Linked DNA regions of Homo sapiens: regions 1 and 3 are each linked to region 2. Evidence: chromatin contacts called from ENCODE Hi-C or POLR2A ChIA-PET data. All regions are on one chromosome and are shown on one strand. Each heading gives the region's core, a stretch centred on a gene start or an enhancer-like site at or near the end of the contact. The rest is flanking DNA. Distances are from core to core; before and after follow the strand shown.

Region 1 (2,805 bases), core at 295-2,794, 80 kb after region 2:
GTGAAACCCTGTCTCTACTAAAAATACAAAATTAGCCGGGCGTGGTGGTGCGCGCCTGTAATCCCAGCTACTCAGGAGGCTGAGGCAGGAGAATCACTTGAACCCGGAAGACAGAGGTTGCAGTGAGCCAAGATTGTGCCACTGCACTCCAGCCTGAGCAACAGAACAAGATTTTCTCTGTAAAAAAAAAAAAAAAAAAAAAAAAAAAGACTTTGATAATTTGTCTGCCTACCTGGGCCCTGCTTTCTCAGGGACTTTAGGTGGGTCCCTGGGCAGTGAGAGGGAAGCAGAAGGTAAGTGGCCACCCCCACCTGTCCCAGGTCTTAGTTTCTCGTCCCATCCTAGCAGGTTCAGATACTTCTTTTAGGCAGATTTGTGGGTGCTCGCTCTGGGGCAGCCCAGGACATTCTGGTAGGAGACTCCTCAGTTAATAATACCTCACATACTTCCAGCACTTCTTGGTCTTTTATGTGCTTTTACGGCCATAACCTGTGCGTCTGACAGTCAATCTAGGATGGACAGAGCTCTGTTCTAAGCCTCTTTTTCGTAGGAGCTGCAGCTCAGAGAGGTTAAGGGCCTTGCCAAGGCCACGCGGCCAGTGGGTGACTAAATTGGGACTTGATCCCAGCTCTTGAGATTGCAAACCCCATAGTGACACTGCAGCAGCTACAGAAAACGGGGCCTGATGATGGCTGGGTCCCAGTGACACGTCTGGGGAAGCGGGGAGAACGAGCTCTGGCATGGGAGGAATGGAAAAGGGGGGAAGATGGAGACGGGGTGATGGAAGCTAAGCGTGGAGGCAGGAAGAGAGCTCTGGCAGGGGTTGTAGAGGCTTTGAGACAGAACTAGCGGTGTCTCCAGAAAGACCCCGTGAAATGTCCCAGCAGGGCTGAAAGAAACAGAAGAGGTGTCCTCCCACCCCATGTCTCTGTGAACCAAGGCAGGGAGGGACCTACTGTGTGCATTTCACAGGCGAGAAAAAGGAGCAAGGATAGGTGGCTATTGGCTTGCCCCAGGCCCACAGGAGCGCAGGGCCCAGGGGCCCTGTTAGAAGCGGGCAGCACAGGCGAGACTTCCAGACCTTCCCCTCTACCAGGGATGATGAAATAGATGATGAGAGGGGAGGTGGAGATGGAGACAGAAATCAGGGCCGCATCCAAAGAGGGAGGAGGAAAAGGCAGAGGCGCAGCTGGAGCTGCAGAGAGGTGCAGAGACAGTGGAGATGAGGCCCTGATGCCCGGCTCTGGTTTCACGCGGGCAGCGTCAGCTGGTCGGTGTCACGGAGTTCCCGCGTCCTCCGCCCGCTCAGCCCCCGCGGACCCATCCACTGGGGTTGCTCCGCAGCGCGACTCTCTCTCATCCCGGGGGAGGGCTAAGGGCGGCGGTGGGGGGCGGGGTGGGGGGGAAGCGGCGGGAGGGGGCGGTGCGCCGCCGCCTTACCCCGGGCTCGCGAATCCGCAGCGTCCTCCGCAGCATCTTCCCAGGCCCGGCCCTCTCCTCCCCCCGCGCCGATGGTACGCGCCGGCTCGCCTGGCCCGGCTGCAGTGGATGTTGCTAGAACCCACGCGGAGGAAGGAAGAGACGCAGGCAGGCTGCGGTTACCCAAGCGGCCACCCGGGCCTCAGGGACCCCTTCCCCGAGAGACGGCACCATGACCCAGGGAAAGGTACCGGCATCTCCCCAGCCTGCACCATCCTCCATCCTCCGGCTCCCGGCTCCCTGTCATCCTCAGCAAGCCCTCTGGACCACGAAAGCATCCTCCCCTGGCCCTAGTTTGAAGGTCCTCCGTGGTCCTTGCTGAAGTCAGAGGACCGAAAGGCCGGTGTCAAGGAATGGACCGAGGCCTCTTCCTGCCCGCAGGCGCGCCTCTCCTCCCCTGTCACCCTGCCACCCCTGCTTTGGCATTACAGCATTACAAGGCTCCTCACAGATACCCAGGCCCCCCGTGAGGAGTCAGCCCGGGCGTCTGGTGTGACTGTATGTGTGTGCATGGGTATGTGTGTGCCAGGGTGAGCCCTGAGGGGCAGTGCCTATCGGGCAACCCCCTCTGGCCCAACCCTCCAGTCCCAAACCCAACCACTTTATGCTCATCTTTCCCACCCTCCACGGAAACAACCCCCACCCTACTCCCTGCCATTGTTCCACATCTGGGCGTCTTGGCTCCATCCCTGTGCTTGGGGCTTGCTATGACAACTCTGCATCAAGATGCTCTAATTGTTGTTTTGGTTTTGGCCAGGCATGGATGGGTCCGGATGAAGCATCTCTTCTCCAGTTTTAGGCCTGAATTGTAGGGGAGGGGCTGGGGCAGAGACTCGGCTGGCCTAGTAGGCTTATGTAACATCAATAGCCTGTGGAATTATACAACCACTAGGGCCTGGGGCTAAGGGGGAGGGTACTCGGGCCCTCTGTTTGGGTTGCTAAGGATTGGGCAGAGAAAACAGGGGAAGGACCTCCCCTACACTCCCCCTTCTTCTCTTTGAGAGGAGCTTCAGAGCCAATGACATCCTTCCCTGGACCCTCAGACCCTCCTCTCCCTGTATGCAAGCTCTTTGGGCCTCAAATGATGTCACTGGGTGATACCACCTCCCGCCATTGGTCACACCTCACTTGGGAGTGCCGTATGTGTGTCGGGGGCCTGGGCATTAGGGTCCAGGAGGCTCTGGGGGGCGGAGTGGCAGGGTGGAGGCTGAACTCGATTTAGGTGGACATGATCCTTCAGATCCGGGTGATGAGGGGGGCTGGGGAGTGGGAGGCAGTGGGAGGCCTGGGGAGTGTTCAGTTCCGTAAACATGGAGAACTCACCCC
Region 2 (2,745 bases), core at 51-2,550:
TTCAGAGAGCATTGTGGGGCCTCTAAGTGTATTATTAGGTACTTAAGTACTAGTAAATGGCCTTTGCTTGGAGCCAGTGTTATTCACATTCCATGCAAGGAAGGATCTTGTTCTGCAAAGTGAGCAACTATAAAATGAGCAGCGCTGTAGAAAGAGATGATCACTTACTTTGCAGGAGTTCTCTCCATTATCCTAAGAACTTGGTAAGTCACACCCAACCTAGAGCCGCAGATTGCACTGAGGACTCTATGTATGTGGATGTAGTATGCATTCTCATTATGCATTCTCAGCAGATGACCCAGAAAGAGCAGGGAGGCCCAAACTGCTGGAGACGGCACGTGGGGCAGAATTTCCTAATGGTTGTCTGGGAGAATGGAAGACCTGGGCTTGGTGATGTAGGGCTGTTTTCTGTGTGGAAGGAGCAAGATGAGTTGTGTGAGCACTTGAGGTTGCTCCTGGTGGCAGTCTGTTTTCAGGCCACCCCTGTGCATCCTGTGTGCTCTGATGCTCAGAGCCAAGGACAGGCAAGTCTCGGAGCCAGAGCCATCAGCCTGCTTCTAGAAACGTGTCAGTGGATTAACTGATTAACTGACTGGCTTTCCCCCTAAGTGGCATTAGCTCTCACCCTGTCTCATGCTCACCATCTGGCTTTGAGTCTTCGAGTGATCTCTCTTCACAGCCTGCTTTGCGCCTGGGCTTTCCGAGGGCTGTGCAGCACTCTGCCTCATCAACCCTAGGGCCCAGTGCTCTCCAGGAAGGGGAGGTCAGTGTGCTGTGTCCACACATATGCATACCTGGGATCTGAAGACTACTTTAGACCTCAAAGGAAAAAAACCAGCTCAAGGGAGAATGAGCCTCCATGGTTAGTGACCTAAAGTCTTTTTGTTGTCAAAACTAACAAGTGGATCTGTTATTAGGTTAGCTTTTAAAATGGAGTTGCTCCCACCACAGAGAAAGCTCTTTCTGCCAGTGAGATGATAGTTTGTCCAGATTTTGGTAGAGAGATATTCAAAGGGGCTGGGATTTTTCTTTCTCATTAGGAAGCAAAGCCCGGGGGTGGAGGTGGTTAAAGGAACCACCTCCCTTCCTCCCAGGGAGCTGGCTGTGGCTGCTCTCTCCTCCTAGGTTAATATACATTGAATGGGGCTAAACGCCTGGTGCTTCTGGACAGAGTCCAGCCCCTCAGCAGAGCAGCCGCACTGTGAAGATACAGCTGCCGGCATTAAAGGGCTAAGCCCTTTCCAGCTGCTTTGCTTTAACGGTATCAGGAATTGCCTGCAGTCGGCAGCTTAGCAGAGCAGTCTTAGCCCGATTAGGAGGAAATGACTAATCTCTGCATCTTCTCTTGACACTGCTCTGGAGGCTCCGGGGAAAATAACCCAGTGGGTTGGGAAGTGGTTGGATAAATGGTGTTGGAGTGCTAGGCTCTAGCTCCTTAAAACTGTGGTCCCAGCTTGGTGTGGTTTGTGTTTGTTTTGCCTCTGTGAAAATAGGGGGCTGGCTTCTCTTCAGTGGACTCCCTGGCACTGAGGGAGAGGAGACGTTCACTGTGAGGGGTGGCCTGGGTACTTAAAAGCTGGTACAGCAAGAGATGTGCAGAGTTGAGAGCATATGGGGGCAATGTATCCATCCCCCTGGGAGGAGGAAGACACCTAAGATGGTCCCCACTTCAGCCTTCCATTCCTCTTTTCACTAAAACCCCATGTAAAGAGCCAAGATTCAGACCCGGCACAGTGGCTCACACCTGTAATCCCAGCACTTTGGGAGGCCGAGGCGGGCAAATCATCTGAGATCGGGAGTTCAAGACCAGCCTGACCAACATGGAGAAACCCCATCCCTACTAAAAATACAAAATTAGCCGGGCATGGTGGCGTATGCCTATAATCCCAGCTACTCAGGAGGCTGAGGCAGGAGAATCACTTAAACCCAGGTGGCGGAGGTTGCGGTGAGCCAAGATTGTGCCATTGCACTCCAGCCTCGGCAACAAGAGTGAAACGCCATCTCAAAAAAAAAAAAAAAAGAAAGAGAAATTATCATTTCATTGATTGAAAAGATGCACTTTGGAAAATATTGTTAATATCTCTGAGAATTGGGACATCTTATAATCAATGGCATCTTACTAATATAATGCAATGTTCCTCAGTAGCTCATAAAATAGTAGTGCATCTTGTAATCAATGTTATTTGGGTTGGAAGTGTTAGCTATTCATGTGAGATAGGCTGTTGGATGGACCAGCTGTGCAGGCCAAGAAAACAGCGACTTTGCTGTGGTCAAAGAGAGATTAAAACAGGAGGTTCCCCCTGGTCTGAAAGATAGCTACAGTATAGGAAAAGCAGAGAAACCAAGGCTCAGTCCAAGACACATAGCATGAAGAAGCAGACAAGCAATGTGTGGGGCAGGATCAAGATTGGACCCAGTCATGACCCCAGAGCTGTTAGGGGAAAGCCACTGTGAATCAGTGATGAGCTGACCAAAATAACAGTACATCCTGGTGGACACCAGGCTGCTTTAACACATGAGAGATGGGAGGTTTTAGACATTCTGTTTGGGCTGGGTTTTGGGAGTGTGTGTTGCAATCCTTTGACCACCTCACTCATCAAGAATATCAGAGGAAGTTCTTTCTTCTTTTGAAAATGAAAGGCCATGATTTGGGGACCTACAAAAAAAGGAAGCCTGTCTCATAGGACAGACAGTAAAGATAAGGAACATATTGCCCTGAAATTAGAAGTAGACTAAAAATATCAT
Region 3 (2,700 bases), core at 5-2,504, 120 kb after region 2:
CTGAAACCCCTCGCCAGATTTTGCACTCTGAGGTTTCTATCTTCCAGACAAGAGCTGGGAGGCAAGATTTCTGGTTTCTGGTTCCTAGCCTCACTGCCAGCGGGCTCCTGCTATTAGGTGAGGGTTTCTTGCTGTCTGGAATTCAGTTTTTCCATCTGCCACATGGAAGTTCATAGCCAGGATAGGGCGGGAGAGGCACCAGAACATTTCTCTCCACTGACTTTCTCACCCGGTTCCCACCCTCCTCCACCTCCTCTCCTCCGGGCCCCTCAGTTTCCTCTCCTCATCTCTGGCCTCAGTTCCAGAGGGTTAGCCCCAGCACCCCACTCTCCTGCCACTGTCAGATAGCCTTGGTCATGCTTCCTAGAATCTACTTGTCCAAGTTCTCCTCTCCCTGGGATAAGTTACTGCAGAAACTGGGGATTTAGAAGCTTATTCAGGGCTGAGTGCCAAAAGCTTGGGGGAGGAGGGACAGGTCCTCGGCAATAAACAGTGTCACACACGCATCACAGCCATTTGAGAAATGGCTTCTTTGCAGAGCTGGGGAAGCCGGGCAGAAGATGCCGCAGCCTCCTACTCTGGGTCCTGAGGGGGGGTGGCAGGTACCACAGTGTAGGCAGCAGGGTCAGGGCCAAAGTCTATGCGTTCCATCTCCAATCCAGGCAGTGAGGAATCCTGAAACACCAGGAGAGGCGTCAGAAGTAGGAAGGGCAGGGGAACAGGAATGCAAGATTAAGGAAACCGCAGCTGAGCAGGTGTCACAAGCTGTAAAGGAGGAAGGGAGTCTGCAGGCCCTTCACATTTTTGGCCTGGGTGGGGCTGGGCCCAGGAAGGGGTGGGCTGGATTTTGTAAAGCTGGAGGCAGCCAGGAATCTGACTGTCCGGAATGTGAGTTGAGGGGTCTCCCACTGAAGTCCTCTTCTGGAAGCTGCAGATGGGGGCCCGGGAGGCACACACGAGTCTGGGACTCATTCCCGGGCACACCTATGGCTCCTTCGGTATCACCTGGGGAAGCCCCGGAATCTTAGTTCTTCCATTCCCTACTCTTCCTTCCGAGGGAGTCAGGATGGGACAGACACCCATTTTCCAAAAGGCTCCTTGCCTCCTTCCCTGGCCCACCTGAAGCCAAGTCCCAGGTGTCCTGGCTGCTCTCCTGGGCGGGGTGGGATTTTTGCATAAGCACTTTGCTGCCCTCCAGTGGCTGCTTGAGGAAACGCAGGGCCTGGTTTGGGAGAGTCACCGAGGGCCCATGTGGCTGGAGGTTGGGGGCAGGATCTGGCCCGAGCTCTCCTCAGACCTCCCCAGACCTGTCTTCTCATCAGCCACCGCTGTTTTCTTTTGCCGAACGATGGTTGCATCTCTCGGACACAGTGTACCCCCTCCCAAGCCCTCCCTGAGCCGTTCTCCTGAGTCCCTGAGGGCAGACACAGCTCCAGGGACCCAGGCCAGCTGCCACACCCCCGACACTCCTGCTGTCCACTGGCCTTAGCTCCTGCAAGTTCCCCAGTGTCCGCACCTGTTCCCTTCCCTGACCTCACCTTCCTGGGGTCTGTGACTGACTGGAGATAAAAATAAAAGCAATTGTGACACCTGAGTTGTTTCCCTCGTCTGCCGTGTGCTGGTTGCCTCAGATGGTCGTGGAGTCTGTGTGGGTCAAACCCGGACCTGTGTGAGAGCCTTCTCACCAGAGCTGCTGAGTTTGAAGTAAATCTCCATGTTTATTTTCATGTGGACAGGGTTAAATTGGTTCTCCTGCTCAATAAACCCTTTACGGAGGCTCTCAGGATCCCGGAGTTAGAAGCAATCCCAGAGTCTCCTCCGGAACAGGGGCTCACCCCTTTCTGTGGAAGCCTGTCCGTTTGTGGGCCGTTCTGGTAGAAGGGTCTTTCTTATTTTGAGCCAAAATCTGCTTCCTAAAAGGTACACAGAAGGAAGGAATGCCTGGGTTGCATCTGGACAGATTGTCCAGAGCGGCAGCTTTAAAACCACAGAACCTTGGCTGGGCTCAGTGGCTCACGCCTGTAATCCCAGCACTTTAGGAGGCCGAGGTGGGTAGATCACCTGAGGTCAGGAGTTCGAGACCAGCCTGGCCAACATGGTGAAACCCTGTCTCTACTAAAAACACAAAAATTAGCTGGGCGTAGTGGCGCACACCTGTAATCCCAGCTACTCAAGAGACTGAGACGAGAATCGCTTGAACCCAGGAGGCGGAGGTTGCAGTGAGCCAAGCTTACACCACTTCACTCCAGCCTGGGCGACAGAGCAAGACTCCGTCTTAAAAAAAACAAAACAAAACAACAACCCTACAGAACCAAAGCTCCTTGAAGGCAGAGTTATGACGCACGGTCTCAGTAAACAACTTACTAGCGAATGGAGGAATGCATAGGTGAATGTGTCTACTCCAACCCTCTTATTTTACCTGAGAGGAAACTAAGGAGCAGAGGGTGCAGCGATTTGTCCAAGTTTACGCACAAATTAACGACTGGAAGTGGGGTCAGGAGGCGCATGGGTTAATGATCACCCCACAAGCTCCTGTGGGGAATGTGGGGCCAGGGCGCTGTGTGGGAGGGGAGGGAACGCCATCACACTGGAGCCATGGGGGACGTTATCCTTGTCTCTGACAAGGTTAGGACACAAATTCAGCTGGAGTAGGGAAAGTGGCTGGGGCAAGAGTTAGAGGACTCTGAGGAGAGAAAAGTG

Evidence for each region. A loop is a pair of places that touch in the nucleus more often than their neighbours do. ChIA-PET counts read pairs that join two places held with the same protein, here RNA polymerase II (POLR2A). Pooled maps may share reads with other maps.
Region 1: a loop to region 2 is called in a map with no recorded cell type, with 4 times the contacts of the local background. The contact joins the promoter of FAIM2 here to the enhancer-like site in region 2. A Hi-C loop is called at or near these places in 1 of 37 single-sample maps with no recorded cell type. POLR2A ChIA-PET finds 5 or more read pairs at or near these places in 1 of 52 experiments (activated T-cell).
Region 3: a loop to region 2 is called in a pooled map, with 5 times the contacts of the local background. The contact joins two enhancer-like sites. A Hi-C loop is called at or near these places in 1 of 50 pooled maps. POLR2A ChIA-PET finds 5 or more read pairs at or near these places in 3 of 52 experiments (A673, AG04450 and SK-N-SH).

What each region holds. Positions count from the first base shown.
Region 1 is chr12:49,902,639-49,905,443 of GRCh38, reverse strand. It overlaps FAIM2 (Fas apoptotic inhibitory molecule 2), which reads left to right and starts at 1,544. Exons shown (of 12, transcript NM_012306.4): 1 at 1,544-1,666. The coding sequence starts at 1,652.
Region 2 is chr12:49,982,571-49,985,315 of GRCh38, reverse strand. No RefSeq gene overlaps it. Among named protein-coding and RNA genes, the nearest start is that of AQP6, 11 kb to the right of the region's middle. Within about 2 kb of position 1,300, at least 3 of the 41 ENCODE cell types and tissues checked have a DNase peak (open chromatin) inside an H3K27ac peak, as active enhancers do.
Region 3 is chr12:49,865,790-49,868,489 of GRCh38, reverse strand. It overlaps FAIM2 (Fas apoptotic inhibitory molecule 2), which reads left to right. Exons shown (of 12, transcript NM_012306.4): 12 at 1-1,594. Among named protein-coding and RNA genes, the nearest start is that of BCDIN3D, 24 kb to the right of the region's middle. Within about 2 kb of position 1,254, at least 8 of the 41 ENCODE cell types and tissues checked have a DNase peak (open chromatin) inside an H3K27ac peak, as active enhancers do.